Linked DNA regions of Homo sapiens: all the other regions are linked to region 1. Evidence: chromatin loops called from intact Hi-C (ENCODE). Cell type or tissue: IMR-90. All regions are shown on one strand. Region 1 overlaps LOC124900697 (a long non-coding RNA gene). Region 2 holds the start of SHISA3 (shisa family member 3). Region 3 overlaps ATP8A1 (ATPase phospholipid transporting 8A1). Region 4 overlaps LOC105374428 (a long non-coding RNA gene).

The links. Peaks named below come from ENCODE experiments on the same cell type or tissue, not always from the same donor. Only the 100,000 strongest peaks of a DNase experiment are listed, where the experiment ranks them.
Region 2: a loop joins it to region 1, with 8 times the contacts of the local background. A loop is called at or near these places in 9 of 110 quality-filtered maps.
Region 3: it touches region 1 in a loop (15-fold over the local background); 99 of 110 quality-filtered maps call a loop at or near these places.
Region 4: a loop joins it to region 1, with 11 times the contacts of the local background. A loop is called at or near these places in 20 of 110 quality-filtered maps.

The regions. Positions count from the first base shown.
Region 1 is chr4:42,278,193-42,286,192 of GRCh38, reverse strand. It overlaps LOC124900697 (a long non-coding RNA gene), which reads left to right. Exons shown (of 2, transcript XR_007058106.1): 2 at 1-370. Among named protein-coding and RNA genes, the nearest start is that of SHISA3, 120 kb to the left of the region's middle. RefSeq lists enhancers at 482-983, 1,800-1,939. In IMR-90, CTCF peaks have their summits at 4,010 (motif pointing left) and 5,642 (motif pointing right); a DNase peak (open chromatin) is centred at 4,002; H3K27ac peaks cover 411 bases.
Region 2 is chr4:42,395,906-42,403,905 of GRCh38, reverse strand. It overlaps SHISA3 (shisa family member 3), which reads right to left and starts at 6,418. Exons shown (of 2, transcript NM_001080505.3): 1 at 5,573-6,418; 2 at 1,419-2,894. The coding sequence starts at 5,849. The coding sequence ends at 2,455. RefSeq lists silencers at 4,905-4,954, 6,595-6,674 and an enhancer at 5,481-6,370. In IMR-90, no CTCF peak of the experiment used is centred here; no DNase peak of the experiment used is centred here; H3K4me3 peaks cover 3,378 bases; H3K27ac peaks cover 3,183 bases; H3K27me3 peaks cover 227 bases.
Region 3 is chr4:42,515,766-42,523,765 of GRCh38, reverse strand. It overlaps ATP8A1 (ATPase phospholipid transporting 8A1), which reads left to right. Exons shown (of 37, transcript NM_006095.2): 22 at 1,467-1,606. Among named protein-coding and RNA genes, the nearest start is that of SHISA3, 120 kb to the right of the region's middle. In IMR-90, a CTCF peak has its summit at 3,744 (motif pointing right); no DNase peak of the experiment used is centred here.
Region 4 is chr4:42,367,948-42,375,947 of GRCh38, reverse strand. All of the region lies in intron 1 of LOC105374428 (a long non-coding RNA gene), which reads left to right. Among named protein-coding and RNA genes, the nearest start is that of SHISA3, 26 kb to the left of the region's middle. In IMR-90, a CTCF peak has its summit at 4,311 (motif pointing left); a DNase peak (open chromatin) is centred at 4,287.

The sequences.
Region 1 (8,000 bases):
ACATCCCCAATAGTATGTGGGTTTTCCTGTTGAGAGGGGGGACTGAGAGACAGGACTAGCTGGATTTCCTAGGCCAACTAAGAATCCCTAAGCCTAGTTGGGAAGGTGACCGCATCCACCTTTAAACACGGGGCTTGCAACTTAGCTCACACCCGACCAATCAGGTAGTAAAGAGAGCTCACTAAAATGCTAATTAGGCAAAAACAAGAGGTAAAGAAATAGCCAATCATCTATCGCCTGAGAGCACAGTGGGGAGGGACAATGATCGGGATATAAACCCAGGCATTCGGGCCGGCAACGGCAACCCCCATTGCGTCCCCTCCCATTGTATGGGAGCTCTGTTTTCATTCTATTAAATCTTGCAACTGCACACTCTTCTGGTCTATGTTTGTTATGGCTCGAGCTGAGCTTTCGCTCGCTGTCCACCACTGCTGTTTGCCGCCATCGCAGACCCACCACTGACTTCCACCTCTGCAGATCTGGCAGGGTGTCCGCTGTGCTCCTGACCCAGCGAGCCACCCATTGCTGCTCCCAATCAGGCTAAAGGCTTGCCATTGTTCCTGCATGGCTAAGAGCCCAGGGTTCGTCCTAATCGAGCTGAACGCTAGTAGCTGGGTTCCACAGTTCTCTTCCGTGACCCACGGCTCCTAATAGAGCTATAACACTCACCACATGGCCCAAGGTTCCATTCATTGGAATCCGTGAGGCCAAGAACCCCCGGTCAGAGAACAAGAAGCTTGCCACCATCTTGGAAGCTCTAAAAACAGAGACACCCCAGTAACAATAGAACAGTCCAGAATTGGTGGAAACAGCAAGGCAAGAATTTGGAAGCAAAGGATTCAGAGATTTAGGGCACAAATTGTCTGTTGATGCTTTCCACTGAAGAGTTTGGAAGAGTCTTTTGCAAGTTCCTGTAACGAACAATCAATCCATTTGCCTCGATAGGCAGGTTCTGGGAAAATAAAGTCATGCTAATGAAGACAGAAGAGTGGTGCAAAGTTCTGCTAATGTAGACAGAAAGCTGTGGATTGTATGGCTGGGTGCAGTGGCTCATGCCTCTAATCCCAGCACTTAGGGAGGCTGAGGCAGGCAGATTACTTGGGGTCAGGGGTTCAAGACCAGCCTGGCCAACATGGTGAAACCCCCATCTCTACTAAAAATCACAAAAATTAGCCAGGCCTGGTGGTGCTGCCTGTAATCCCAGCTACTCAGGAGGCCGAGGCACAAGAATCGCTTGAACCTGGGAGGCGGAGGTTGCAGTTGCAGTGAGCTAGAGCATGCCAGCACCACTGCACTCCAGCCTGGGCAGCAAAGCAAGACTCTGTCTAGAAAAAAGAGAAGAAAAGAAGAGAAGAGGATTATTAAAAGAAAAACTTTAAACAGATTAAATTTAATAGAGTTTATTTGAGCAAAGGATTCGCAAATCATGCAGTCCTCAGAAGCAGAAGAGGTTAGGAGAGCCCCCCTCTGCAAAGCGGGCACTTTGCAGGGAATATTTATAGACAGAAAAATGGAAGTGAGGTACACAAACAGCTGGATTGGTTACATCCTGGCGTTTGCTTAATTTGGACGTGGTCTTTCAGATGGCAGCCTGTGATTGGCAGAAGCTGGACACCCAGCTATTTGCTATAAAATATACTCCTCATTGGATTTTCATTTGTTTACATACTAAGTTAGGTTGCAGTTTATTACTTAGTGATACTCAAGGTATGGGAGGTGGTCTTAGGCCAAATTTAGGATAATTTAATAGGTTCCAGGATTGGTGTTCTGCCTGATAAAAGAAAAACTTCAGTGGAATTAAATTTAAAGGAGTTTAATTGAGCAATGAACAATTAGGCTCAGAGACTCCAGCACAGCCACATGTTGGAGAAGATTTATGGACAGAAAAAGGAAAGTGATGTACAGAAAACGGAAGTGAGGAACAGAAACAGCCGGATTGGTTACAGCTCAGTATTTGCCTTATTTGAACAGGTTCAAACAGTTAGCTACATTTGACTGGCCAAAACTCGGGTGATTGGCACATGTGTAGGCTCTGGTCTGTTTACACTTTCACTTGTTACAGTTCATAATGTACAGAGAAACCTTTAGACCTAACTTAAAATATGTAAGGAGGCAGCTTTAGACTAAACTTGATTTAACAAGGTTGAGCGTCCGGATGGGCAGTTTGGGTTCTCAGGTAGATTAAAAACTTTCTGAACTTCATTCTCAATGGACTTGAACATTCAGACAGCACTACCAGACATCCTCGTGGACGCCTTTCAGCTTCTAAGAACAAACTCTGTGTCTCCAGGGCTAAGGATAGAACAGAATGCTAAGATAACATAAGAAGGGGCACCTCGTTCAGTCTTTAAGAGTTGGGTAAGGCTTCTCAGAGGAAGAAGCACCTATGCCGAGACCTAAAGGATGAAAAACATCAGCCAGGCAAGGAGTGTGCAAGTCAGCCCAGAGGCTGTGTTCTAGGCATAAGGGGCAGCATGGGCCTGGAAATGAGAGAGACAGAGTGTGTGCATTGGAGAGCTGCCTGTCATCCAGGAGGAAGGGCTGAGGTTGTAGGACAGACTGTAACAAGCCTTGTAAGTTGTGTGTGCTAAGGAGTTTGGACATTTTCATGAAGGGCAATGTGGAGCCACTGAAGAGTTTTTAGCAGAAAAGAAAACCATAATCCAATGCACATTTGTAAAGGATCATCCTGGTGCTGGCGAATGATCTGGGGAGGGGCATGACTAGAGGCAGGGAAAGCAGTTATACCATTTACAAGGCTGAAGTCACACTGATTCATATTTATGTTCTTCTCACTTCAGAATCCACACGTTCATGGAGTCATAGAACCTAAGGGTTGAAAAGAACCCTTAAGGCCAGGCACGGTGGCTCACCTCTGTAATCCCAGCACTTTGGGAGACCGAGGCAGGCGGATCACGAGGTCAGTAGATCAAGACCATCCTGACTAACATGGTTAAACCGTCTCTACTAAAAATACAAAAAATTAGCCGGGCGTGGTGGCGGGCGCCTGTAGTCCCAGCTACTCGGGAGGCTGAGGCAGGAGAATGACGTGAACCCAGGAGGCGGAGCTTGCAGTGAGCCGAGACCGCGCCATAGCGCTCCAGCCTGGGCGACAGAGCGAGACTCTGTCTCAAAAAAGGAAAAGAAAAGAACCCTTAAAATCACCCAAACCCATGCCTCCCTTGCAAATTATACCAGCTACTCGAGAGGTTGAGGTGGGAAGATCTCCTGAGCCCAGGAAGCTGAGGTTGCAGACTCAGCCCTCTCTCCCTAATCCTGGGCTGGAAGGGGAGGAAGGGGAGGAAGGGGAGGAAGAGAAGGGCCCAGCGGGGCCAGGCAGGCACCCTGTCACTGGGGGAGGCTGAGAGGCAGAGCAGGTCTTGGGAAACAGCATTCTAGTCCAACCACCCACCCAAGCTGTGATTGACTCCCCTACATGCTGATCTGATCCAAGGAAAACACACGCTTTTCAAAACATAGAGAAATGTGTACCCAGAGTGTGCTTTAACAACTCCAAAGCCAATTATGGTCCATCTGATCTAACCAAAGCTGATTTCCTCAGGTGGCTGAATGAGAGGTCAAATAGCCATTCCCCAGGATTTCCACAGAGCTCAGCCAGAACATGAAGTTCCCGGCATGTCCCCAGGGCCGACAGCTCAACCGCTGAAGAGTAAAGCAGTCAAATCTTTTAATTTCCCTCCTTCTCCTGATAATTATAAATATGACACTGCAGTGAACTACAGCAAACTCCCCTAGAGGTGAGGGTTCACTATTCATTCACAAAGGAAACAAAAAGAAATCCTCCATATTTCACTTTCCCACATGTGCATGATTTTCACTGATGCTGATCAGAAAGAAAAACAAAGAGGCATTATTTGCAGATGAAAAAAATTGCATATCCACATCCATCTATTTATATAAATCCCCTTTCGCTCCCGTGCAGTCTGCGCCATTTGTGGAGAACTGCATTTCACCAGCACTCCATTCATGAAGAATCTACGAGCGCCCTCTAGAGGAATTTTCTCTCTTTCACATCTACACACGGTGAAAAGGGCCAACTAGGGCTGCTCTTGTCCGGGCTGAATTCTGGAAAGCATCAATTTCTCAGGATATATATGCAGCGTTTAAGTACATTTTCTGCGAGAAGCAGATGCATTGGTTTGCAAGTCAGAGCGAAAGCCAGTGCTGCTGTTCAGAGTCAGAGCTGGGCAGGATGAAGTTTAATGAACATTATTAACCATTGAGAAGATGCATTTCTTGCTGAGTAGCCCCCAGGGCAGACGACAGCTCAGTCACCCTGGAAGAATTCAACCAGAAAAAGACCTCACAAACCGACAGTTCTGTGCTAGTGAGAACCATTATTGCCGGGAAGGTGAATCTCTGAAACTACCACAAAACATCCTCACTGCCCTTCCCCTGAGGTTTCACAAACCACAGCAAAAGTCCAGTCAGTACCATTCAGGCCACCAGCAAGCCACGTGACCCCAGGCAAGTCATGTAACTTCTTAAAATGAAGGCTGACGAACTCCTGGAAATTTTGCTTCAGTCGTTATGAGGTCAGGGGTCATACACCTGCAAAATCTTGCTATAAATGCCCTTTGAACTCTTTCTTTTTTGCAAGTATGATGATGAGGGTTGAGAACAACTGGGTTATCCCGAAGTGTGAAAACTCACTTCAAATAGATGAATGATTCATATGTGAGAAGCTCTCATGTATGGGATGACTGGAAGTATGCCTTATCTTGAAGTCATTCATGTCTTCGTGATTTTTTACTTACAGAGTGCCTTTTTTGTTTAAGACACTGAAAATATTTGAAAAGAGATCCCTGGATCCCTGATGATTTGCCTTAATGTAATACTGAGTAAAATCTCATTAAATTGAGTGGAAATGAGTGGGGAAAATGAACCTTGAATTAAATGGGTTTGAACAGTGCAATTTAAAAAATATATATTAGGCATCTAGATAATACGGAGATAACAGTTGCTAAAATTATGTTGACTTCTTGATTTAACAGTGCCGCTTCCTCCGGGTGCAGTGAAATGAGCAGTTTGGGGAGGCAGAAAAACCTGGGGTCAATGCTGCTTCAGGGTACAGATCCCCATCCACAAACCTAAAACCAAAACTTTTTTTTTATTAAAAAGTAAACTTTAATGTCGAAAATGCAAACTTGGGGAAAACAGAAAAGATCACACACAAGGCTGTCACTTCACACTTCCAAGGTTGCACAGTGGTGGGGCAGAGGCGCTCCTCACTTCCCAAACGCTAAAACCGAAACTTTAAAGTTTCCCTAACTCGCCAGGTGGTGGCTCACGCCGGTAATCCCAGGACTTTGGAAAGCCAAAGCAGGAGGATCACTTGAGCACAGCAGTTTGAGACCAGCCTGGGCAGCATAGTGAGACCTCCTCTACAAAAAATTTTAAAACGAGCCAAATGTGATGGTACACGTCTGTAGTCCCAGCTACTCTGGAGGTTGAGGTGGGAAGATCACTTGAGCCCAGGAAGCAGAGGTTGCAGTGAATTGAGTTTGACCACTGCACTCCAGCCTGGGCGACAGAGCAATACCCTATCTCAAAAATAAATAAGTCAATAATTACAAAAATTGAAGTTTCCCTAACTTAACTCAATTTCTGTAGTGAGTCCCCATTCCACTAGGGGGCAGAAAGGTTAGCTGAGTCAATCATGGTTCCTCCTCGTTTCACCATATTGGCACATATTGGCACATATTGGGCTATGTGGGGTCACAGTGTTGCAGACTGGCATCTGACTTGATTTTTTTCTTCTTTGGAAAATGAAAATATTTATTTAGAACCACTCTGGGTTTTCTAATAGGTCAGTAATTTTATTTAATATATGTAATGATAGATAGATCAAAGGTATTTTCAAGTAATGACGACATTTTCTTAATCAGGGATTACTAAGCCCCCCCTAAGATGCTAAAATGTTATGCATTTGCCTAGAACCCTTTTTTGTCAGCAAACTGTGGTCCTGCATTTGGCAGCAGCCGTGATTCAGAGCAAGGCGGACTGGAAGGAGCTGTGGTCTGGATCTTTCCCTCTGCGCTATTCCCCTTCCCAGCTTGTCCTCAGCTGCGCCACCTGAGAAGTCTGGAGGAACATTCGCTGGAGTCTCCACGGTTCCTTCCGGCTGGGGTTCTTCTGCTGTGGCTTGGGCCTCTCCTGAGCTGCAGAGGCTGCCCCAGGCCCCACTGGGAGCCACACCAGCCACGCTCCTCAGGACGTCTCTGCCCTCTAAAACCAGCTGGGCTTTCATTTCCACCCGATCCTAGCCCCTAGCCCACCCCGGAAGGTGAGGCATATGGGCCTCCCTCTCTCAGAGACCCACAATGTCTCCTTGCAGCGGCTCCTTCTGCAGCTTCTCTCACTCTGATGGAGACACTGTCTGTCTGGTCCGGGAGGACTGGGGTGGGGAGTTCGCCTTGCCCTGAGTCATCAAAGTTTTCTATGTTCTGAGACCTCTTTAGAGTTCCTGTAACCACCCTTTCCAGAGGTCATGGATCCACATGACACCAGGGAATTTAAACGCCGCAGAAATTTGGAAGGGTCAAGAGTTACAGGAAATATTGAGTGAAAAGGGTCCATTGCTGTTCTGAAAACTTCCTGTGGACGTTCGGCAAGCTCCTGATTCTCCCTGAGCCTCGGTTGCTTCATCTAGCCAAAGGGAAAATGCTGTCTACCACATAGGGTTGTGGCGAAGGGTAAAGGTTAAACTCCTGGCTCGGAGGCTTATACAATAACCCCCACTCCCAAGGCCCCACTCCTGCTGTCTCTTAGCACTCCTGGATAGAAAAGAAATCAAGAGGGCTGAGTGTCCACAGCAACTGCTCTGGAATAAAGAAAAAAGGCAGTAGGAAAAGTGCATGGACACCCTCCCAGGGGACCCCATGGCTGGCAGAGGAATCTTGGAGATCGAACGTGGGAAGAAGAGGACGCGGGCACACAACCGGGAAAAGTCAAGATGTAGCCCAAGAACAAAAGTGCAAAGTGGCCGGGCCCCCCCACCCATAATGCTTGGGCAGCCACAGGGGCAGGGTTTAGAAGACAGATCATGGCTCCGCAGGCCCACGCACCTGATCTGGAACCTTCGCTTCTGCCATCTGCTGGGCAAAGTCCTAAGACGTGGCTTCTGTGATGTTCTACGCTGGTCCAATTGATTGCATTAGTAAAATCCTGCCATACATTTCACCGTTCCCCTACAGAAACCTGTTTCATTTTAAAATGAAACTTCTCACTTCTTGATTTCATACATCTTTCGCAACACTATCTCACCCAGCCAATTAGACGATAATTAAAGAATTTCCCAAAGCTCTGATTCCTTGATGTCAGAAAGCCATTTGCTTTTCTCCAACGCATCTATTAGCCTATTATTTCCATTTAGCCTATTTGTACACAGCACTCCACTGCTCCAGACTCTCAAATTGCTGATTTTTATGCTTCTTCCTTAGCACTTAATGCAGTTCATAAATTTTACTCTAAAAGTTTAGGCATAAATCACACTAAAAGCCCAAGTTACTGAGGAAAACTAGCAGCAAATCAAGATTGGAATACCAAGCCACCAGCATCAATTCTACATTTACACACTTCAAATTAAGAGTTCCCTCCCCATTATTTAAATGCAAACTTTTCTTACAACTTTTCCTTACTTTATATTAAGCTCCAAACCAAAAAAAAAAGGAAAATTCAAAATGTTCACTTGCTTTTTTGTTGCTGTTGTTATGCAATATTGAACTTTCTGTGGTATAGTCATAAAAATCACCTTTGTAAGGAAACAAACAAATGAAAAAAAGATACTCCTAAGAAACCATTATTCATTCCTGGCCAAGATGAAAAGCTGTAAGTTCAGAGTATTCTGGAAGGAAGAAAAACAATTATATATACAGCGTATATATACAGTCATCCAATACTCTGCGTATGATCTAGGTTGATGTCAGAAGCATTTGAGGTGACATTTGGCTTACAAAAGGCAACCCCATTTTTTACCA
Region 2 (8,000 bases), 120 kb before region 1:
TTGCTGGGAAAAAATCACATTAATGAAATCAGTGCGATTGTGTTTGAGTTGCCAGAATTACCAACTGCATCCGTCTGGATTTGAAGCTGTCACATCATGGTGATTTTGAATAAGGGGTTAGCATCTGTCTTTTTTAAGTCTGCCCAAACCTTTACATTTAGAAATAAGTTACTTCCCTTTCTTTCTTCTATTCACCATTGGGGCATTGTATTGATTTTTAAAAATTATGTGTGTAGTGAGTTATCTATAAATTTCATTTTAGGACTCATAAAGGGATGTCACAAAATATTTGTTCTAAGGAGAGCTCATTTTGGGGTCCAACAGGGCTGAGAATCACTGCCTTCGAAACTTAGGCTTATGCTCTTAAAATCTCCGATGAATTTTGTGCACAGAACCATCAAAATCTCAAAGCAGGTCTTCCGTTGCTGTTTGGATCTGTTTGTTTATGCATATCAACTCCAGTACAGACTAGCTGCAGGACCTTGGGCAAGTTGCTTCATTCCTTTGTGCCTCAGCTTTCGAATCTTTAAAATAGGAATTGTAATACTTTTCTGTTGGGGTTGTTTAGAGCATAAAATAAGTTAATACATACTAATACTTAATGCTTGGCTCATAATAAGAGCTTTAATAAGGTAACCTTAAAACCATTAAAAGGACCAAAATACTACAAACATAAATAAAACTAGTCTAATCGTATAGGAGTGCGCCCAAGATTATGTGTATAAATGTTCATCCTTTTACATGCAGCTGTTTCTTTCCTTAATTATTTTGAACAATTTGGGATACCCGGAAGTCAGGCCACTTTTAGATACAGGATAAAGCAGGAGACTAGAAGTCAGAGCCCCTCTGCCTTTAGACTGAGCAGAGGCCGAATATCTTTGAACTTGTTTCCTTAACTAGAAAATGAAGAGACAAGGCCAAACAACTCTCTTAGGACAGAATTCTGCCTCTAACTAATTGTGTTTGAAAACTGAGAGTGACATATGATAGTATGAATTCCTATAAATCTGGGCTTTCAAACCACACCTGCAGGGGCCAGGTAGGTAGCATAGCAAAAATAGATGGGCCAGGTGGGGAGACCAGGCAGGAGGCTGGCAAATGGCAGGTGTCCTGTCTGAAGAGGATTGACCTGACCCCAAGGCAGTGCAGGACCCCTGGTGCCACGTCCTCTATGTCATGAGAAGCCAGAAATCCAGATTCTTATGAGAAACGTCCTAATGATGAATTCTCTACAGGCCAAACACATCGGAGGGCTGTAGACTGAGACCTCCATAAAAATTCACTTCCTTTGCTGCTTTCACGAGCCCTGATATGGAATTTTTTTTTAATTTTAAAATATGAAGTATGTGTTAAAAACATTTCCTTTTTTTTAAAGAAGGATCGCTAAAGAGATAAAATGAATCACATTAAAATTTAAATAGAGTTCATGAAAATATAAAGTGTTTTATTTATTCTAATCCAACAAGATATATGCCCAAATATATAGTCATCAAACATAAAATTCAGGGGCACTGGAGATATATATAATATTAGATGATTATACCAATAGCTAGACTTTGAACTCCAGTTATTATTAACATAAAAATTACAGTATGACTACTAAATAATTAGTACAGTCAATGTGGTAAATACATTAAATTACAAATATTTACATTTGAACATAGCTCATTTTACAAATAAATGTTTTAAGCCCCAACTGTCCAACTTTCACTGAAACACTAAATGTTGCTGAACAAAAAGTCTGCAATAAATACTCCCTCCAGTGAGTGGGGGAAATGATTTTACATACACTCTGTGTTACAATGAATGTCTGAGTATATATTTAAAACTTTAAACTCCTCATGTGATTATTGAAACCTTGTATTCTGGAAAAACTCATATTGTAAACAAAATTTAGTTATTTATTTAAAAAGTAAATGTTCTCATTATGCTAATATTATTCATGGTTAGGTTACTCCCGAAATCATAAATAGATTTTTCACTGCCCCCTTAAGTTTACCTAATAGTTAATTTTTTAAGTGAACCTTTGATAATTACAATTAGGTATTTTTCTTTGCTTATTTATGAATATATTCCTATCATAACTCAATGAACAACTTATATGAAAAAGAAACATGTAGCCCTTTTCTAAGCAATATAGCTGAATGTCCAGTAAAACGTTTTTAGCCAGTTTGCAACTTTAAAGTCAAACTGCTGCATATTTTGAATAAAAGTAGCATAGATTGAAATGTAATGATCACATGTTTGCAAAACCAGAAAACAGTTCTCTGGTTTAGCCTTTCTGTGATTGGAGACAGGAACTTTCAAATTAGAAGGTGCTGTGTTTTCCTAGCATGCTCCTCCATGACACTGATCAGTTACAAGGGAAATTTTCTCAGAATTGCATGTGGCAATGGGAGCAGGGCTCCACCTGTCTGCCATCTGACTGAGTTGTGGATTCATGGCCTGGGCGTGTCAACTGGAACTGAAGTCTGGACAGCTCTTCCCAGGCAGTGGGGGCTCCTGCTGGAGGGGGTAAGCGAAATACTGGGGTGACACCAGGAAACCAGATGGCTGAGCCAGGTGGATTGAGTGGCTGGTGGTGTATGGCGGGGGCGGTGAGGGCACCAGGCAGCCCGGCTCAGCCCTGGCAAAGGAGAACCTGCGGATGGAGCCGCCTGTGGAGCTGGAGCTCGTGGCTGTGCTGGACTGCCGGGAGGGTGCCCTGGGGCTGGTGGAGGTCAGGATCATGGGCAGGGTCTCTGTCTGATAGCTGCGGAGTGAGAAGCGGATTGGCTGCTGCGAGGGCTCCTTGGGTCTCAAACAGGTGCAACAATAAATAGCCACTACAGAGCCCAGGATGATGAACGCAATGAAGATGGAGCCGACGATGAGAAAGGGGACGTAGACAGGCTCTAAAAGGCAAAAACAGACATAAACAGATGCTCAGATGAGGATCTCCCAGATTCTGAACTCTGCTTGGGCAGCTGAGGGTTGAGAGGTGGGAGACTCAGTTACTATCACTGCTGTCAGCTCAGTTTTTCAGAGCTTGTTAATGGTAACCTCCAAAATGCAATGCAAACCGTGATGATGGAATATTCTCGCTACTCCTAGCAGGGAGGAAGCAAACGGATACCGTAGCCTCTGTTAGCAATTAACTATCATATTGCACATCTGGAAGTCAGAAAAAAAAAACGGAATCTGTTCTCCTGTTCAGGCACTAGAGGGAAAGGGTGAGTTTTAGGGGTTAAAATAATTCTAGGTTTAAATGCAGGTTTTAGTAGTTTGATCACGGTGAGCAGTAAGAGACTTGTCCCCTCTCTTAGGCTGGCAATCCATCTCCCATTCAATAATCTCCAGTCTAAGCAAAGGGAGCCAGGCCTATTAAATGAGATTCCCCTCTACACACAGACCCAGGATTTTATGAGACTCCAGAAAGAACAGTATAAAGAAATTCACAGAGGGCCCCAATCGACTGTGTCTCCTACCATACACCACAAATTGCCAGCTCTGGCTGCTTCTTTCCAGGAAAGATTTGGAATACCCACTCCAGCTGCCGTGCCTCTCAATTCCCATCCAAGCCTGGGAAGTCAGACTGAACTTTAGATAGATCACCAGGCAATTCTTGGTGTCCACGGCCCAGACTTTCTATAAAAGCATCCCTCAAACAGAGCAAACTCCAATTTCCTTCTCTCTCTACAAGGCAGACATAAAATTCCCAAGCCCGGAGGCATCCCCTTGGGCAGTTCTCCAGGTCTCTCCCCTGATAGAGCCGTGCTAAGACGCAGCCTCCAGCTTACAGGTAGAAGAAAGAAAGCCTGCATTGACTAAGTCCCTACTGTGTGCCTGGCTCTTTCTTATTCATTATCTGATTAAAGTCTCTTGGAGACCCTGTGAGATGGACATGATAAGCTCCATTTTCCAGATGTGGAAATACATCAGAGAAGTTTGCGCATTCCCACAGACAGAGCTAGTGAGGGACAGGTAACTATCAATTATTTGTGGGCTACTAGGCGTAAGCTCTTCTGTGTCCCTCCCATTCTCCCTTGTTTACTAGCACCAGCGTGCAAGGCAAGGCAAAGGTAAGTAACTACCATTTACTGAGCCCTGCGCTCCAGCATTCATACACTCTCACGTCACCAACAACTTAACTCCTTTGAGAGCAATATGCCCACTTTAGAACTGAGAAGAGGTATCCAGAGCAGTTAAGTAACTTGCCCAAGTTACACCGCCGGCAAGTGACAGAGCCAAGGTCCATCAGGGTTTGCCTGATCCCAGACTCAGTGAGTGTGGAGACTGCCTCTCCCTTCTGCTGTCCTCTGGCATCCGAGCCGAGTAGGGAGCGCAGAGGAAGCCCGTGCTGCAGACTGGGCAATTGCACTTACTCCCAGAGGGCAGCTGGGTCCCCCAGGGTGAGCGAGTGAAGCCGTGGGGAAGAGTCTATATTTTTCTAACAGGCCAGGAGGGCCTAGATTTCCCTACTTTCCGCTGAGCATCTTTTCTCCAGAACTACTTCCAGAATCCTCTAGATTGGAAATGTTGACCCCCAACATTCACCCTCTAGTGGAGCACTAATGGAGGGCAGACTCCCCTGTCCTCTGGGTTATCAGTTTGCGGGGAGGGGCCGTTGGGGAACCCTTAATGATCTCTCCAGCCTCTCTTCCCTTTCCCGGCGACCTTCTCTTGCGGGCTCCAGACCTCGGCTCTCTGGAGTCCTGGGGTGTCACCCGCTCTCAGCTCCGCCCGCTTCTCCGGTTTCCCTGGCCATAAAACCCTCGCCTCAAGCTCTAAAGCGTTTCCCTGATGTTCCGATTCAGGTGGAAAACTTTTTTTCAAGGTGTAAATTTTCTCTGCTGGGGTCGTGATTTATTCCGCTCTGAAGTCAGCGGAAATTTGACCCGTGTTTTCCGAAGTGAGAATAGGGGGCGGGGAAGCCCCTTCGACCCTTGTTTCTAAATCTCCACCTCGAAGACCTGGGCATTTCTGAAAGGCGTGACAATAGGGGGTGGGCCGGAGAGGGTAATTCGATGCAGAGAATTGAAAGGAAGTCTGCAGAACGGGGCCGTGGCTTAGAAACGCTATCATTAAGACAGAAAAAAAAAGTGACTGGGGTTTCTTAGCCCTGAAGGGCTGCAAATGAGCGCGCGACAAGAGTCGCGATTCCCTGCATTCGGCACTTCCCGAAGCTCCCGAAGTGACAAGGGCGAGCAATGGGACACCCTCGGCCCCTCCACCAAAACCCAAGTCTACCCTGGCTTTACCCGCACTACCCTTCTCCCGGGAGCTCCAGCTGTCTTCCCCCCGGCTACCAGGCACAAGCCCCGCGCTCCTCACTGTCCCTGGCAAACTTTCCCTGCGGGCCGACCCGCAGAGACCGCAAGTGGCGGGAAGCGGGACTGCAAATGAATAGAGGACCATGATCTGAAACGCGACCACCCACTCATCCCTTGATTCCCCCACCCGGCCGCGTCCCCCTGGCGCACAGACCCAGGAAGGCGCATAGACCTGCCTGGGTCTGTGCATCCTCCCGCGCACACATGCAGCCGCCGCCGTTAGGCGGGCGGGGATATGTCCCCGAGGGCCCCGCACTTACGCGCAGTGATGCCTGGGTGCTCCAGTTCGCGGCGGTCGTTGGTGCAGCCGCCCTGCTCCAGCCTGGCGTCGGCCGCGGCGCAACAGTAGCGGAGCGCGCAGGAGCCGCAGCAGATGGTAGCGTCCAGCGTGTCGAAGTCCTCTGGGCACTGGAAGCCCTCGTGGTAGTTGCCCTGCACGTCCACCCAGCCGTGGCAGTACTCTCCGGACTGCTGGGCGCCCGCCGGGCCCCAGCGCAGCCAGCCAAGGAGAAGGCAAAGCGCCAGCAGTGCCCTCATCGCCACTGGGCTCCCTGGGCGGCCGGGAGCAGGACGCAGCTGGAAAGCGAAGGGCTGAGCCCGGGCTCAGGGCGCACAGCGATTCCGCCTCCCCAGGGACACGTCGCAAGCTGCTGGCCCCGGCGGCCGAAGCCAGTCCTGCGTGGGATAGCAGGGGCCGGGGAGGCGACAGGGGCTGCACTACGAGTTCCGCAGGCCGGGAGTCAGCATGGTGCGCGGGGCGAGTTGGCGAGGGCCTGCGGGAGGCGCCGGCAGAGGCAGTTGCTGGGGCTGTCGCTGCCGCCCTTCGCCCGGCTCATAGCGCTCCCCGCGCGAGGGGCGCGCCAACCCCCCGGCCACCTCCCTCCCCACTCCTCAAGGGAGCCATAGCGCCCGGGGCTGCCAACTCCAGCGCCGCACAGAGTCCCAACCTGTGGCGATCGCCGGGTCCCGAGAGGAGCCGGAGGAAAAGAATTTGTTCCCCACGTGCGAGTACCCCAGACAGGCGGCCGCTCAGCCCCAGCCCCTATCTGTCACAGGAGCAGGAGTCAGCTCCGCCGCGGCCAAGTACAAACGGCCGCGGGGTTGCTGACAGCTCTGCCCGCAAGGCGTCTTTTAAAAAGGAAGAGGGAGGAGGAGACAATGAGGGTTAAGAAAGAGTCCGCCCTCCCGGATCGCGCCTCTGGAGCTAATCACAGCGGGTGCGGCGCGGGCCGAGGGTCCTCTGCGCTTTCTGGTTCGCGCTCCATCCTCCGCCTCCCCCCGGCCACCCCCGCCCATGCCGCTCCCCCAGGACTTGACTCTCAACCTGAAGATATCAGACCCTCCCCTCCCCCGCCGCACACCCCAACTCTCTCACAGCCCGGAAATCTCTGCAGAGTGACGTTGAGGGCTGCCGAATTCCCGCGTTTATCCACGCACGTGGGCGCGCGAGTGGAGACGCTGGATTTACTTTTCAATGGATATAATGCATGAATGCGGTGCAGTCATTGAAGTTTGTCGAATCATCTGTGCCCTGTTGCACAGACTCAGACTCGTTCCTGGGATACCGCTTCTAAAGGTTCAGGACCGAGAACATGGTTTTTAGGTGTCGCCAACATGTGCTGAGCTTTCCACCTACGTTTCCACTTTTTCTGGGAGGAACGGCACATTTTCACAAGCACACACACACACACACTCGCACTTTTTCCGCCGGCTGAAGGATTGCCGGTCACCTCTGCCAGCCAAGGCCAGCTCGCAAAACCTCAAAGAGCACGACTTCTCCGTTCACGCCCGCAAAGGAAATAAAGGAGCAAAATTAATGATAATTGAGCAGAACTGAACTTCTGTTCAGGGAAAGAAACACATTTATTTAAATGATGTGTCCCCTGTGGGCTATTTTCAGGGGCACTGCTCCGTTAGCGGCCTAAGTGCCTTATGAAACTGGTGTTATGTGAAACCTGGGCCAAACGCAAGCATTTATTTTGACTGCATCCTGAACTTCCAATCATCGTCTATTGGTATGTGTGAATATGTTCGGTGTATCTCGGCTTATTTGTCAAACAAGCTGCATACCCGTGTCCCTGAGTTAGATGTCGGCAAGTTGAGTGAAACAAAAGGAACAAAGTGTTCTCAGCTCCAGCGACACAAGGTGCGCGGTCAAACGCATTTATCACGTTCGCAGCTTCCTGATGAACCGAGTCGATTCCGGAGAAACTTTTTTAAAAATCTCCTATTAAAACGATTTCTTTTTTTTTTTTTTTTATCTAAGTTAAAGTATATTCCAATTAAATAATTACTTCTGATTTCTAATTTTAGGTATTGGGATTAGCATTTAGTTATGTGGCTGCTGAAAATACATGTCCATTTCACACGTTAAGTGGGACCGTGTAAATATTTAACTTTATTGCTCTCTTAGAGTTACATATTTCTTAGGACAATACGAAGCTATTAAGTAAAAACAAATTAAGTTGGAGCTTTCAATAACAAACAATGAAACAGTTTTTTAGTTAAATAGTTTAAGCATATGGGAAATTGTTTTGCAGAAATTTCTTAGATATTGGGTTTTTTATTTACAAAAAAAAGGTCTTGCCAGACTTAATCTTTTTTTTAACTCTAGTTGTTTTTTAGGAGTGTTGTTTCAATTGTATATATATCCTGAGCAATTACAGGAAAATGTCACTTAGAAACACA
Region 3 (8,000 bases), 240 kb before region 1:
GGCAGGTGCAACCTACCCAGCATACAACACAGGTTCTTTTTGTTTTGGAGGAGAGCTGAGGGCATCTTTCTCCTCTCTAGATGTGATGTTAAAGATACTCAACTCATAGATTTTAATGGTTTGGCCCCCACCTCTACCCTATTCTTTCTGTCCCTGGGCTGGATGACACTTCTCCCCATGACTACCCTCCAGTAAGTTTTCCAGCCAAGTTTCCAAGAGAGAAAAACATGTCCTAAGATGGCCTCAGGGATTTAAGTTCCACTCTCAGTGATCTGGCAATACACCACCCTTTCTTGGAAGGTAGAGTTCTCTGGGAACTTTGTATGTTCCTTGCTTCTTACTTCTGATGTGTTCCCTTAAACACATTTTGTCTTGAGATCACTAAGCCTAGCATCTGGTCCTAGTCATTCTAAGAGTTAAATGACCTGGAGTGAGGGCGTTGTCTTCTTGTGAACCTAGATATCTAACTGCTTCCTTGGGTAGCTGACAAGTGTTTTGGCCTCTCCTTTCTTCCAATGCATCTACTCTTTTCTGGCTGAGAGAGATGTGAGTTACGAAATTGGCAGGCACCAGACACAGGGTGGGTCACTTTACATATCAGCTTTGATTGTTTTCCCGGGGTATATCTGCTGGCAGTTCTTTTTTGCCACTATCCCTCAACTATACTTAGACTTTTAAACTACAGATTTATGATGACAAAGAATAGTAATAAATGCAGTCATATATCCTAGTAAGAGGAAGGTGGCTTTCCCAGTAGACCCCACCAGGGTCTCTCTTCCTTTGTAAACATCTGTGAGGCCTCTATAATAAGTCAGCCACTATGCTTGGTACTGAAGAACTCTGGGTCCCTGCTTTCCAAGTGCTTTAATAGAGGAGACACACAAGAAAAACTGTAAAACATTGTCACTCACGCTGTAGGAGTGTTACTGCCTTTGGTATCTAGGTGAGAGGAGGGTGCATCAAAGAGCTGATTTTCAGAGCTGAGTCTTAAACTGCTTGCAAGGCAGACAGTGGGCAGTCGTTGGGAAAAGCAGAATGGAGAAAAAGTTACCAGCATGTGCAAAGACCCCCCTATGTGGGAAGTGAATGGCAGGGAATGAGAGTGAAGGCACCTGATGAAACATGTATAAGCCGTGCTTTGGGGCTTAAATTTTGTCCTGGGGAAAAATTGGAAGATTCGAAGCAAAGAACTGCTTGATAAGATTCAGATTTTAGAAACGCCACACTATGCATGGAAGATGGATTAAAAGGGTTGGGAATTAGAAGCAGGGTACCAATTTTAAAGACCAGGGGAACATTAATCTACATTTTATACTAAGTTTTTGTCATAATTTAATTGGACTTCATCATATTGTTTGTATGGAATCACTTTTTTCAAAATGGGACTTTGTGAAATAAAAACAGAAACCTCAGACTTCTGAAGAAAATCTTTGGTGTGTTGGGGTGATGTATGCTATCTTTTTCAGGGTTAAGAACTTTATGTTTTGCTGTGGCTGAGATTTCAGAGAGCGACTTTCAGGAGTGGCGAGCAGTCTATCAGCGAGCATCTACATCTGTGCAGAACAGGCTACTCAAACTCGAAGAGAGTTATGAGTTGATTGAAAAGGTACGTGGATGATTCTGTTGATCATACAGAGGGTTTGGTTTCCAGATAGTTTTGATCTTTATTCAAGGAACCAATGGAATAAAAATCAAAATATCTTGACATACCATTCACTATTGAATACCCTCTCATCATCTAAGCATTAACAAGTATTAATATGCATTAAAATATTGCTGAGAAGCCTTTGGGGTTAGACATTACTTTGTATAGATCTTCACTCTTTTCACAATTTTGGATCAAGGTTTGGCCAGTCTGGCAATCTCCTTGCCAATGTATTTCAGTTTCTGGATCTCTGAGGATATGGAACATGCCCCTACACACACGCACACATTACATACATGACATGTGTGCTTTGAGTTAATAACTATAATATGCAATGCAATATAAAATAGTACTGTAATCACACAGCTTGCATAGCTGATAATATATATGAGAGTAATCCAGTGCTTACACTTGTCCAGTCATTGTGACAAACATATACCTGTATTATTTCTGTCGCAGCTGTAAATGTTCTCATTTTACAGATAAAGAAACCATTGTGACAAACATATACCTGTATTATTTCTGTCACAGCTGTAAATGTCCTCATTTTACAGATAAAGAAACCAAGGCTATTAAGCCAGAAAGTGATGGATACATTATGATCGATGCTGTATAAATAGCAAGAATCTTGCTTCCTTAATTAAGAAAACATTTTTGTGTAGCTCTTGCCGTGTGCCAGGTGCTGTTCATAGCACTTTCATCTATTAATCTAGTCCTCACAACATCCCTTTGAGGTGCTAATTATTCCTGTCTTATAGATGAAGAATCCAAGGTAACAGAGAGGGTAAGTAATTTGGCTGAGAGTACACAGCTTCTAATAGGGGGAGCCAGAATCCTCACTCTTCCTCCAGTATTCATGCTCTAAATCATTCAAGTGACTTCATTCTAACCTCTAGCTTGCCATTAGATAACTCTTCAATAGCACTCATGTTTGTATTGCATAGAATCAAACTAGCCTGTCCGCTGCGGTTTACTTGATCTTTTCTCCAGGTAAGTAAAGGCTGATACTTTGTTCTTCTTTCCTCTCTATCGAACTGTGTACTTCGTCGTGCCTCTGTCTTGAAAGGTGGCTGGTGCCACCAGTACCTCCCTGGACTATTTCCCCCCTCTGCTCCTCACGTCCCCTCCCTTTATGTAATGTGGGGATGCCATGTTCTAGCTGCAGATGGTTTTCTTTATTGCACAAGGTTACCATATGCAACTCGAGATATTGGTGTCCTGTCTCCTCAACAGATTATCACTTTTTATGGAAGGTGATTGTTTCTCATATAGCCTTTGTATTTTGTAAGGGGAAGATACCTAAATATAAATATAAGCTCACATATATCATACCTGTATATATAGAGATAGATATGTAGATATATCTAGATATCTCCTCCTTATATTTGAACTTTTTATTCTGCTTACTTATGAAAAGACATGGGATAGCATGTATGGTGTCTTCCAGCATGATACTCCCACCCTAAATGTTATAGGTATACACACACCAGGAGACTTGTTATCAGTTGACTTATTTCAATGTCTCTCTTGCCTATCTTCCCCACTTCTTCCCTCCCCACTCCCTCCACCTTCTCGCTCTCCATTTCCTAACATATTTATATATGATTATGTCTTTGGGGCATTTATGTAGTAAAATAAAATAATCTGAGGCCATAATCACAATCTCTTTTAATCTGCCCAACTAAAGTCACATATCTTAAAGCATTAGTGCTATTGATTTTTAATCTTTGCTTCTGTTACTCTTTTAAGAATTAAAAAAAAAAAATCCAGTTTGGAAATGATGTTTTTCCTGTCTCTGAATATAAGGCAGCCTTGCCTTGCCTTATAATCCTCATGAGACAGAATTAATATGTAATGTCAGAATAAAAAAATCTATTTGAAAATGGATTCTAAACATATTAAATTGTTTCCACTTGAAGTACAACTTCAGTTCTAGAGTAGAATGTTTAATGTACCTAATATCCTTACTCTCTGGATGCCCTAGAGTTTTTTATAGATTAGATTTTCTAGGTTTAACAGTTTTGTTTCTTGTTCTTTTAATAACTGATTAAAAGCCTTGCAACCTCCAGCTTTTAACTGAACTAGATGTTCAACGTTTTCCCAGCAGATGGCGATCATGAGCTACATTAAAATTTAAGTTGACTGAGGCACTCCATTAAAAGTGGGGAGAGTGTGTGTATACACATATACACATGCATCTATATATGTGTCTATATGCATCCATGTAAACTACATATAGTTTACAGATGACAGAAACCTCCCTTATGACTGTTTTTTACCTAAAATAAATGAAAACGGGAATTTATAACTAATTTGTCTTCACTTCATAGTAAGCCATGCTCTCTGTTGTTGAAAATCTAAGATCCGGAAAGATTAAGAGATTGGGTCATTTACTCAGCCAGCCTGCTCCAAATGAAGACTGATTCTGTGTCCATCTCTACTCCTGAAACTGGAGCTTCATTTGGTGATCTATTTAAATAACTTTCATCAAGCAGTTCATGTTTACATGCTCATGCACAAGCAAATGAGACTGTGGCCCTCTGGGTACCACGGTCTGAGCAAATTCCCTAAATGAAGAAATCTTAAGGAACCCAAAAAGGTGGCCCACAAATTTGACCTGAAGGAAGCTTTTGGAGAGGTGGTAATTTTTGAAATGGGCCTCCAAGGATTATTTTACCAGTTGGAGGAGAGCAGACATCATTGTAGGGAAAAAGAATAGACAAAATAGAACAGATGTGATGGCTCACACCTGTAATCCCAGTATTTTGGGAGACCAAGGTGGGAGGATCATTGAGCCCAGGAGTTTGAGACCAGCCTGGGGGAACATAGGGGGAGACTCCATCTCTGTAAATAATTTTTAAAAATTAGCTGGATGTGGTAGCATGCACCTGTGGTCCCAGCTACTCAGGAGGCCTAAGGCAGGGAGAATTGCCTGAGCCCAGGAGACTGAGGCTGCTGTGAGCTGTGAAAGTACCACTGCACTCCAGCCTGGGTGACAGAGTGAGACCCTGTCTCAAGGTAAAAATAAATAAATATATAAATAACACAGGGATCTTTGTGACCAAGCTGTTTTTCTGAAGTGTTTCCATTAACTGTGATCATAGGAGGACTGTAGGATTTTTAATATAGAGAGCCAGGGTTATATCACTTCTTTCTTGATCTCAGATTCTATTCTTTGTTAAAATCAGCTGGGATTAGGGTTCAGAAGTTGTGATTTACTGCCATTAAAACCACTCTAGTGAGGCAAGTTTCAGCGTGTCAGACCACAGATTCTTCCAGAATGTTACCCTGGCTTTAAATTGAGCAAATACAGTCCTAGGGTTCATCCATTGTCTTCTTCCTTACCTGCTTTAACTGAGACATGCTGTTTATGCAATCTATTTTTTATGTGATTGGAATCTATTTTTACGTAGACCATAATATTGGACTTAGCATGTCATTATTGGACTTAGCATGTCAGACAGTGAATCTTTAAACTGTGAGGGTCGTTTTCACATCTTTTATTTTTTAAGAACAGAATTTTCCAAGCAAACATTGCCTGAATCATAATATATATAATTGACGAAAGCAGGACTGCTTTGGCTGGAGTAAGAGTAGAGAGGAGATCCAAACTGGCTTTCCCCTCAGCCTCCACCTTGCCCTCGTGGGTGCTCCAGGCAGGGCTTGTTGTGACTCTGAGGATCCACTAAGCACAGTTTGAAAACCATGTATTACATTTGTATGTGGACTTTTAGAAAACAAATTCCTCAAAAGATCAGTACATCATTGTGCCCGTATGCAAGATGTTTCTGAACATATTTGAATTGATATGTCATTGCCACATTAATGGTAGTATTATATTCACAACATTCAAAATGTAAAAGATTTGTAAAGTTTTTCCTAAAATAATAATTTAGTACAAAATAAGAGGAAATGTTATAATAGGATTAAGGTTATACTTTTAAATGCTGCTCTCTGCCTCTTGTTCCTCCAATGTTTGTTCAAACTGGTAATTCAGTTTTTAAAACTAAGTTGAATCCTTATTCCTTTGGGTAGTGTAACTCCTAGCATAAGCTGAAAAAAATATCCAAATAGACCAAAAATATACAACAAGGCATTTATCCTTTGGTTGTGATGCTTAGTTACTCAGGTATGTTACTACCCAGCACACTGAGCACTAGAATGTGCTGCCTTCACTCTTGGGGAACACTATGGGAAGGAGGATATGGAAAGTGAAAAAGCCCACCGGCTATTGTTATCCCTATTGACAGTCATCTCGAGATGAGAGGATTTAGGACTTTTAAATCTATCTATAAAATATAATTATCAGCTCTGTTCCAAAACTGTACTGTTTGAGCTCCAATACTTGCATTCATATGGTAAGCTTTTCAGGACATTTCTAAAAATTTTAACACTGAGAGTTGTTTCACGAATCAGTTGCCGACACATCTATTTTGTTTATTTTTTCTTTTGCTGTTACTAAATAAATCAAGAGGTGACATTGATTAGTAGGAAGGCCTAACTTGTTCAGGAATAAGAAAGCTCACATGGTTAGAATGCAGATGGGATTATCATATGGGATATTTCAGTTGTCTTGACTCACTTTGCGAAGAATTGCAGGTTCACATTGGGCATTGTGGACAGTAACACCTCTTAGTCTCTTTTTGTCACCACTTGAGAGAATTTACAGTGGTCTCATTCTTTAGACAACAAACTTGACCTGTTTTATCTCACCCTCGTTCTTTTGAAAGGTAGTCAACATATTAGGACTCATAATTTTAGATTGGGAAACCACTTATAGTGTCAGCCTATATTTTTTAAATCAGAATTTGTTTTTTTTTTTTTTTTTTGAGACGGAGTCTCACTCTGTTGCCAGGCTAAAGTGCAGTGTCGGCTCAGTGCAACCTCCGCCTCCTGGGTTCAAGCGATTCTCCTCCCTCAGCCTCCTGAATAGCTGGGACTACAGGCGCCCGCCACCACACCCAGCCAAATTTTTGTATTTTTAGTAGAGACGGGGTTTCACCATGTTGGCCAGGATGGTCTCGATCTCCTGACCTCGTGATCCACCCCCCCTTGGCCTCCCAAAGTGCTGGGATTACAGGCCTGAGCCACCGTGCCTGGCCTAAATCAGGTTTTTAAATTAAAATTTTGTATTTCCTCAAGAAGAATTGTAAATAACAGAATAATTATGAAGTTCCTTGTTTCATTGGCAGGGGTTTCTCTGAAATTTCTCACCTTTGATCTGTCACTTTAATATATCAGGAGCCAGGGTGATATCACTTCTTTTTGGTCTGAGCTTCTATTCTTTGTTAAAATTTGTTTACTTTTATTCTAACTTATTTCTAAGACACATAAATTATGTTTTGTCTCATATTCATACTATGCTACTAGATTCCTTTGAAAATTAATAGTATAGAAGTCTCTGGTCTTTCTTCCTTATTTTATAATTAAACCATTGTTTGAAATATGAAGGCGTGCCTTCGTGGAATACATAATTTTTTGAAAATGTTTAATATTTATTTGCTTCAATAGAAAAATACAATTATGTCTTTAGTACTGCATAGATTACCTACTAATAATTTCTGTGTTTCTGAAAGTAAATCATTTATCTTGAGAATTACAGAAAACAGCGTAAGCTATAATACCTGCCTAGATTCATCACTGATTAAAGCAGTATTTCCCTGGTGATAAGATTTTTATTTTTCTCTTATTATGATGCGTGGATTGGGAAACTTTTTTTTTTAATGGAAACTTATCCAATGCTTTTATCTGTTCAAGTTTTTCTAAAATAGGTTATGGGTTAGAGGATCATTTCTGAGCTTAAGAGTAAACTCAGAACACTGTAACTCTGCTGTCAAGCCTTTTTTGATCAGATAGCAATGTTGTGTTTTATGTGCATTTTGTAGTTTGTGATTGATGTATGTCATCCACTAGATTGAAGTTTCACGAAAGCAGGGACTGTGTTTATCATATTTATCACTGTGTCTCCAGCGCTTGACTGACTAGCCTATGTTAACCACTCAATAAATATTTGATGAATAAATGAATTATTCATTTAAATAATTAATTCAGAAGTTGGAGCTTAATAAGTACTTGCTTAATGAAAGCCTGCCCCCTATTAACAAATCTAGTTCATGCTTTCCATGCATTGAAGGCACTGGTATCAAATGTGCTATCACTAAGGATTAATTTAGGGGTATGTTAGAAAAGAAGCCAATAATTTTACAGAAGGCATTCTTTAGAAGTTTAGATTCGTTCATTTATAAAACCTGTCTTCAAAGTTACTTGATATATAAATGTGAGAAAATCATGGGTTGGAAAGATTCAGCAACAAATATCTGAGCACCGCTGCGTGGCAGGTTCTGTTCTAGGCTCT
Region 4 (8,000 bases), 90 kb before region 1:
AGCAGATAGAAGATTACATAATATATTTTATCATTTTTATGAAGTTCTAAAACAAAAGGTAATAATAAAATGTTAAGATACATCCCTATTTGGCGATGCTATCTTAAACAAAGAAATTGTAACACAATTCAGGATAGTGGTAATTACTATGTGTAGTAAGAGAATAATGACTCTCCAAAGATGTCCATGTCCAAATCCCCAGAACTTGTGACTATGTTACCTTACATGGCAAACGGACATTGCATATGTGATTAAGTTAAGGATCTTGAGATGGGAGGATTATCCTGGATTACATGGGTGAACCCATTGTAATCTAAGAGGGAGGCAGGATGGTCAGAGTCAGAGAGGATAGATGATCATGCAAGTGTTACTGAAATGCTGGGGGTTCAGTCTAGGTCCTGCTGCTCACCACACAAAAAGCCAATCACTGAGACAATGAATATTGCCAGGGAAAAAGGTTTTAATTGGGTGCTGCAGCCAAGGAGACAGGAGATCAGTGTGAAGTCCATCTCCTGATAGGTCCAAATCCAAATCCATCCCAAAGAGATGGGAAATGAGAGCCTGAAATCTATCTTCCTGACCGACTAAAATTAGGGGTTTATATAGCAGGGAAGAAATGTAAGCATGTATGGAAAACAGGAATTAGGGAGAGGTAAGGAAGAAGTTGTCAACAGGCAGCAGGTGGTTGGTCAGGCAACCATCACAGGTGGGGGGTCTGGCGTTTCATTGTCCAGATGCAGTGATTTGGTCAATTTCAGCTCCCTGATATTATCTGGGAGGCCTGATGCTTGGTTTCCTGAGAAAGCAACGCAGGTGAGAAAAATGTAACTTTCGCAAGTTTTAAGACTGGGAGGGTCAATTTCTATGTTTATTCAAAAGAAACCATAAACATCAGTTCTATGGGAAAACTGGGCTTGTTTCAGAAGCAAAGGTCAGAGATAGAGAAAGAGCGATTTGAAGATGTGATGCTGGCTTTGAAGATGGCGGAAGGGGCAATGAGCCAAGGAATGCTTCAGCCTGGAAAGCTAGAAAAGGCAAGGAAATGGCTTCTCCCCCACATATAAACTCCAGAGCCCCCAGAAGGAATGCAGCCCTGCTGACCCACTTTACACTTCTGCTCTCCAGTACTGCAAGATAATAAATTTCTGCAGTTTTAAGCCATTAAATTTGTGGGAATTTGTTACAGAGGCAATAGGAAACTAATATGCTATGAGAAGGAGTCAAAAGGTTGAGGGAGTGAAGCTCTACACAGATGCAATCATATTGGTTAATGTGTTCATTCCAAAGTTGAGGGAAGTCTTCATGAGTATCTGTTTTATAATTATGCATCTTAACTTACCTAAGTTATGGTCTTTTTTAAAGTAAAAATATGATACTGGAAACCTTTCAAATACAGTGCGTACACAAGAAAGGTCAATTCAAAAAAGCAGTAGGTGCGGGAAGTGAATGATGAGGTGTTTTTCCCTCATGTATACTGCATTTGAAATACTAATGGAACACTTAGGAAGAGAGGTTCAGGTGCTAGAGAGAGGAGGTGGTAGCTCAGGAAAGAAGGCTAGAATCTTCATAGCAACTTAGTCAATGGGTGAATTAGAGTAGACTGGTGACCAATCCCTGGGTGGGCCCCCAATAAAAGAAAGATAGGCAAAGCCCACAAAGGCAATTGAGGAGTGTACTCAGGTAGAAGAGAACATGGAGAGAATATCTAAGCCATCATTTAAATGTTTAGTCATTTATGGGCATACATTTGAAAGTTCAGAGTGGTGTTAGTCTCAAGAAATTCACTGATAACCCTACTGGCAAAGTATGTGCTATATCACACATACTGAGAGATGAAGCCAGCTGGGCTTCTGGGTCAGGTGGGGACTTGGAGAACTTTTCTGTTTAGCTAAAGGATTGTAAACACACCAATCAGGGCTCTGTGTCTAGCTAAAGGTTTGTAGATGCACCAATCAGCACTCTGTAAAAATGGACCAATCAGCACTCTGTAAAATGGGCCAATCAGCAGGATGTGGGTGGGGCCAGATAAGGGAATAAAAGCTGGCCACCCCAGTCAGCAGCCAGTGACCCACTCGGGTCGCCTTCCACGCTGTGGAAGGTATTTGTTCTTTTGCTTTTCATAATAAATCTTGCTGCTGCTCACTCTTTGGGTCCACACTACCTTTACGAGTTTTAACACTCACAGGGAGGGTCTGTCATTCCTGAAGTCAGCAAGACCACGAACCCACTGGAAGGAAGAAACTCTGGACACATCTGAACATCTGAAGGAACAAACTCCAGACACACCATCTTTTTTTTTTTTTTTTTTTTGAGAGGGAGTCTTGCTTTGTCACCCAGGCTGGAGTGCAGTGGCATGATCTCTACTCACCGCAAGCTCCGCCTCCCAGGTTCACGCAATTCTCCTGCCTCAGCCTCCCGAGTAGCTGGGACTACAGGCGCCCGCCACCACGCCTGGCTAATTTTTGTATTTTTAGTAGAGACGGGGTTTGTGTTAGCCAGGATGGTCTCGATCTCCTGACCTCATGATCTGCCCGCCTCGGCCTCCCAAAGTGCTGGGATTACAGGTGTGAGCCACCTTGCCCGGCCCAGACACACCCATCTTTAAGAGCTGTAACACACTGTGAAGGTATGCAGCCTCATTCCTGAAGTCAGCAAGACCACAAACCCACTAGAGGAAGAAACTCCCGACACATCTGAAGAAACAAACTCCTGACACACCATCTTTAAGAACCGTAGCATTCACCGCGAGGGTCTGCGGCTTCATTCTTGAAGTCAGCGAGACCAAGAACTCACCAGAAGGAACCAATCCCGGACACAATACCAGTACCTAAGTAGACCTTACTAACCCTCCATGGGGGCCCAGACTGGCCCTGCTTGAGTTTTCCTGAAACCTCAGTCACCAGGCTCACAAAGGAAGAGAGAGCAAGGAGGGACCAGGAACTCTGGGTATCTCCTGTCTTGCTCCATTGTGGCAGGGCCAGCCAATTCAAAAGCACCTACTTTCTTAGCTTTGGCCAGTTGCATTTATCTGCAGATTGTATCTGCATCTGAGATAGAGACTTCATGATGAGACTAAATAGATTAGATAGATACATAGGTACATAGATAACATAGATAGGGCCACGCGTGGTGGCTCACGCCTGTAATCCCAGCACTTTGGGAGGCTGAGGCGGGTGGATCACGAGGTCAGGAAATAGAGACCATCTTGGCTAACACGGTGAAACCCCTTCTTTACTAAAAAATACAAAAAATTAGCCAGGCATGGTGGTGCGTGCCGGTTGTCCCAGCTACTCAGGAGGCTGAGGCAGGAGAACTGCTTGAACCCAACAGGTGGAAGTTGCAGTGAGCTGAGATCGCGCCATTGCACTCCAGACTGGGCGATAGAGTGAGACTCCATCTCAAAAAACAAAAAAAAAAAAGATGATAGATAGATAGATAGATGATAGATAGATAGATAGATAGATAGATAGATAGATAGATAGATAGATTAGATAGATAAAGTGGCAGCAGGCACTCTTCTCAAATGGTTAAGTAAATGATTAATACTGTAAGGTTGCTCATGCCACGGCTGTTGCCCTGTCTATCCTGTGTGTGACTCTCCATGCTATAGGAGCTGCCAAGCTGTGGCCTTTTCACCACACTGTTGTCTTAAAACACATCCATCCACTTCTCAGACCTGCAGGTTAAATAAAGGGCATAGAAAATTATGAAAGTCATAATTACTTCTACAGAAAAGGTAATGAGGGTCACAGTGGGAGCTCTATTTACATGTGGCCCTCCAGGGAATATTTTACACATGGTATGTGAAGACCATATTGGTTTGTCTAGCACACTGAGTGTTTAGGTTGGTCCTTGTCACCTCCAGTCTACACTGGAACTGCAAAATGCAACATTTGCTCTCTAAAGCATCATGCCCGTGCTCTGATGTATGCAAAACATCCTTGTTTTTACTGCCATTGAAGGAGTTTAATCTCTCAGGGAGAATGGATTGTGCAACTCGACTTCTTAGTATTCACAAATATTTTAATAATAATAACCTGTGGGTATTTTCTTTATCTGATCTACAAATCAATCTCATTTTCTTTTCAAGCTCTGACCTAAGGAAAGGGCCTTAGATAATTTAGCTATTTATAAGAAAAAAAAAACATATGAACATGCTTTAATAATTCAGCTATAAAATTTAAAGTAGTAAAATATATTCTTGAGGATTCCATTTCTACCCCTAACCAGCACTTGAAATTGGAACTGAATGTCATATTAACATTGTTTCTATATAAGCTCTTATGGGAAACAGCATGGTGCCATCTGTTGGTGAATTCTTGGGTACTGCTAGGCTCTTTGGTATTTCAGATGCTGAGATTGTCTTCATTCATTCAATTATATTAAGCACTTTTTATGTGCCATGAGCTACACTAAGTACTGTTAAGATTAATAAGATATGATGATTCATCAAAATGTAATACAAGAAGTCTGGCATTTATGTTCTATTCCAAAGTTCAGGAATTTCACACACTTGCCCTGCAACACAGATAATGTCACAGTTCTATGTTTTAGGGAACTGTGTGCAATCCATTGTGGTAGTAATGTTAGTAACCCTAAAAACAGATTTTTGTAATCCTAGACCACTTTGTTCACAATGATTTTGTGGGCCAAACCAAATACGGGTACTCCTTTAAAATTCTTAGCATTTCTTATTTCTGATAAAATAAAATAGAAGATGCCTGTGAGCTAATAGATATTTGCAAGATGATTTACTTAGGTCAAAATCTTAATAGAGAATAAAAAGTAGCTACTTTAAAATATATGTTTCCCTTAAACAAACAATATTTCCCTTGAACCCCTATTCCTTGGCACCTCCATTATTCTGCTCCTCTGGAGGGCCAAATTTCTATAACTGATGCTCTAATCCCTACCTAAATTCCCTTTTTAGTCAACTCTGATGAGTTTTTCATGCCATTCCTATTCCCACCCCGCCCTCCCACATACATACACACTGAAACCAACAAGGACACCAACAACTTCCACATTGCTAAATCCAACGGTCAGTTTCCAGTCCACATTGTACATCACCTTACAGCAGTCTCTGAACTGCTGGCTCCCTCTTTTTTCACTTGGTTTCCAGAACACAACATCCTCCCCGGTGTTTTCCCTCTGAGGCTGCTTCCTTTAGAGTCCTTTTTACACCTAGGTCCCCCTCTTCACAAGTGCTACATCATGGAATGCCCCATCCGTTGAATCCTCAAAAAGTTTCTTTTTTTACTATACTCACTTTTTGTCTAAAGCCAGGCGCTACCCAGTAGAAATGCAACGTGAGCCACATATGTAATTTTTAGTTTTCTACTAGCCACATTTAAAAAAAAAAGAACAAGTGAGATTAATTTAATTAGTGTATTATTATTATTTGAGATATGGTTTTGCTCCCATTGCTCAGGTTTTACTCCCATAGCTCAGGGTGGAGTGCAATGGCATTGTATCCGGAATTTGTGGGTTCTTGGTCTCGCTGACTTCAAGAATGAAGCCTCGGACCTTCACGGTGAGTGTTACAGCTCTTAAAGGCGACGCATCTGGAGTTATTTGTTCCTTCCAGTGGGTTCGTGGTCTCGCTAGCCGCAGGAGTGAAGCTGCAGACTTTCTTGGTGAGTGTTACAACTCCTAAACGCAGCGCAGACCCAAAAAGTGAGCAGCAGCAAGACTTAGTGCAAAGACCAAAAGAACAAAGCTTCCACAGTGGGGAACGGCAACCCAGCAGGTTGCCACTACTGGCTCAGGTGGCCTGCTTTTATTCCCTTATCTGGCCCCACCCACATCCTACTGATTGGTCCATTTTACAGAGAGCTAATTGGTCCATTTTGACAGAGTGCTGATTGGTGCATTTACAATCCTTTAGCTAGACACAAAAGTTCTCCCAAGTCCCCTACCAGATTAGCTATACACAGAGCGCTGATTGGTGCATTTACAAACCTTTAGCTAGACACAGAGTGCTGACTGGTGCATTTACAATCCTTTAGCTAGACACAGAGAGCTTATTGGTGCATTTACAAACCTTTAGCTAGACAGAAAAGTTCTCCAAGTGCCCACCCATCCCAGAAGCCCAGCCAGCTTCACCTCTCAATGGCACTCGCAGCCGGGACTTTGCGGCACCTAACCCCAACTTTGCGGCAGCCCAGAGAGAGCTCGTCCCCTGATCAAGCCCAGCAGGCGCCAGCCGGCTGGGACGAGTGCGGGGCCCGCCAATCCCGGGCCCACCCGGAATCGGGCAGGCCGCGAGTTTCCCGCGCAGCCCCGGCTCCAACTGGCATCTCTCCCTCCATACCTCCCCGCAAGCAGAGGGAGCCGGCTCTGGCCGGCTCCTCCAGCACGGCCAGAGCGGAGACGAGGCCGAGGAAGCGCCAAGAGTGAGCCAGGGCTGCTAGCACGTTGTCAGCTCTCAGCATGGTCTTGACTGACTGCAACCTCTGCTTCCCAGGCTCAAGCAATCCTCCTGCCTCAGCTTCCCTAATAGCTGGGACTACAGGCACGTGCCACCATGCACAGGTAATTTTTGTGTTTTCTGTACAGACAGGGTTTTGCCATGTTGCCCAGGCTGGTTTCAAACTCCTGAACTCAAGTGATCCACCCAACTTGGCCTCTCAAAGTGCTGGGATTATAGGCGTGAGCCATCGCGTCTGGCCTAATTTTAATAATATATTTATTAACCAAGGTTATCAAAAGTACTATCTTTTCAACATTTTAATCAATATTAAAAACTATTAATGAGATATTTTACTGTGTTAGTTTGTTTTTTGAGAAGGAGTCTCGCCCTGTCGCCCAGGCTGGAGTGCAGTGTCGCGATCTCGGCTCACTGTAACTTCCGCCTCTAGGGTTCAAGCAATTCTCCTGCCTCAGCCTCCCAAGTAGCTAGGATTATAGGCGAATGCCACCACGCCTGGCAAATTTTTTGTATATTTAGAGACGGGGGTCACCATGTTGGCCAGGCTGGTCTCGAACTCCTGACCTAGTGATCCGCCCGCCTTGGCCTCCCAAAGTGCTGGGATTACAGGTGTGAGTCACCGTGCCCGGCTGATATTTTACATTTTTTATGCCAAGTCTTTGTAAGCTAGGATATATTTTACATTTACAGTACATCTCAATTCAGATGGTACATTTTCATAGGAAATGTAGCTACTGGTAGCTACTGTGTTGGACGGCGCAGCTCCAAATGACTGTTTATTTCCATGGATTTAAATAACATATATATGCTGGTAAACCCCAATTAGACTTTCAGCATGGAGCTCTCCCCTGACTCATTTATTCAATGAGACATCTTACTTAGATATCTAATAAGGCAAATTTAATATTTTCTTTTGTTTTGACATTTTACTGCCTCCTGTGCCTACCCTTGAAGGGGGAAAAGCAGAAGTCTTCTTTGCTTTCTTTCTCTCCCACCCCACAACCAATCCATCAACTCCACTTTCAAAATTACATTCTAAATCTGACCATTTTTCACCCCTTACATTGCCGCCTGGTCAAGCCCCCATCATCTTTCTGCAGCAGCTCCTAACCAGCCTCCCAGCCTGTCTTGCTCCCGTCCTAGGGTCTGTCTTCCACATGGCTCCATAATGGGTGTTGACAATGAAAATTCAAGAATATATCTCTTGCTGATTCAAAATCCTTGTCACTGAGAGCCCAGTGCAGTGGCTTACGCCTGTAATCCCAGTTACTCGGGAGGCTGAGGTGGGAGGATCGCTTCAGCCTAGGAGTTAGAGACCAGCTGGGCAACATAATGAGACATCTCGCACCCCCGACGATCCTCCAAGACTCCTCACCCTCTTCTCAAGGAAAAAAAAAAAAATCCATCACTGTCTTCCTGTCCTGCCTTGAATAACACATTCAGGCCCCGCGTGACCTGGCCCCTGTCTTGTGTCCAGCATCATCACCTCTGATCACTCTACACCTTACCTGTTCCTTATTAGTTGCACTGGCTTTCTTTTTCTTTTTTCTTTTTTTTTTTTTTTTTTTTT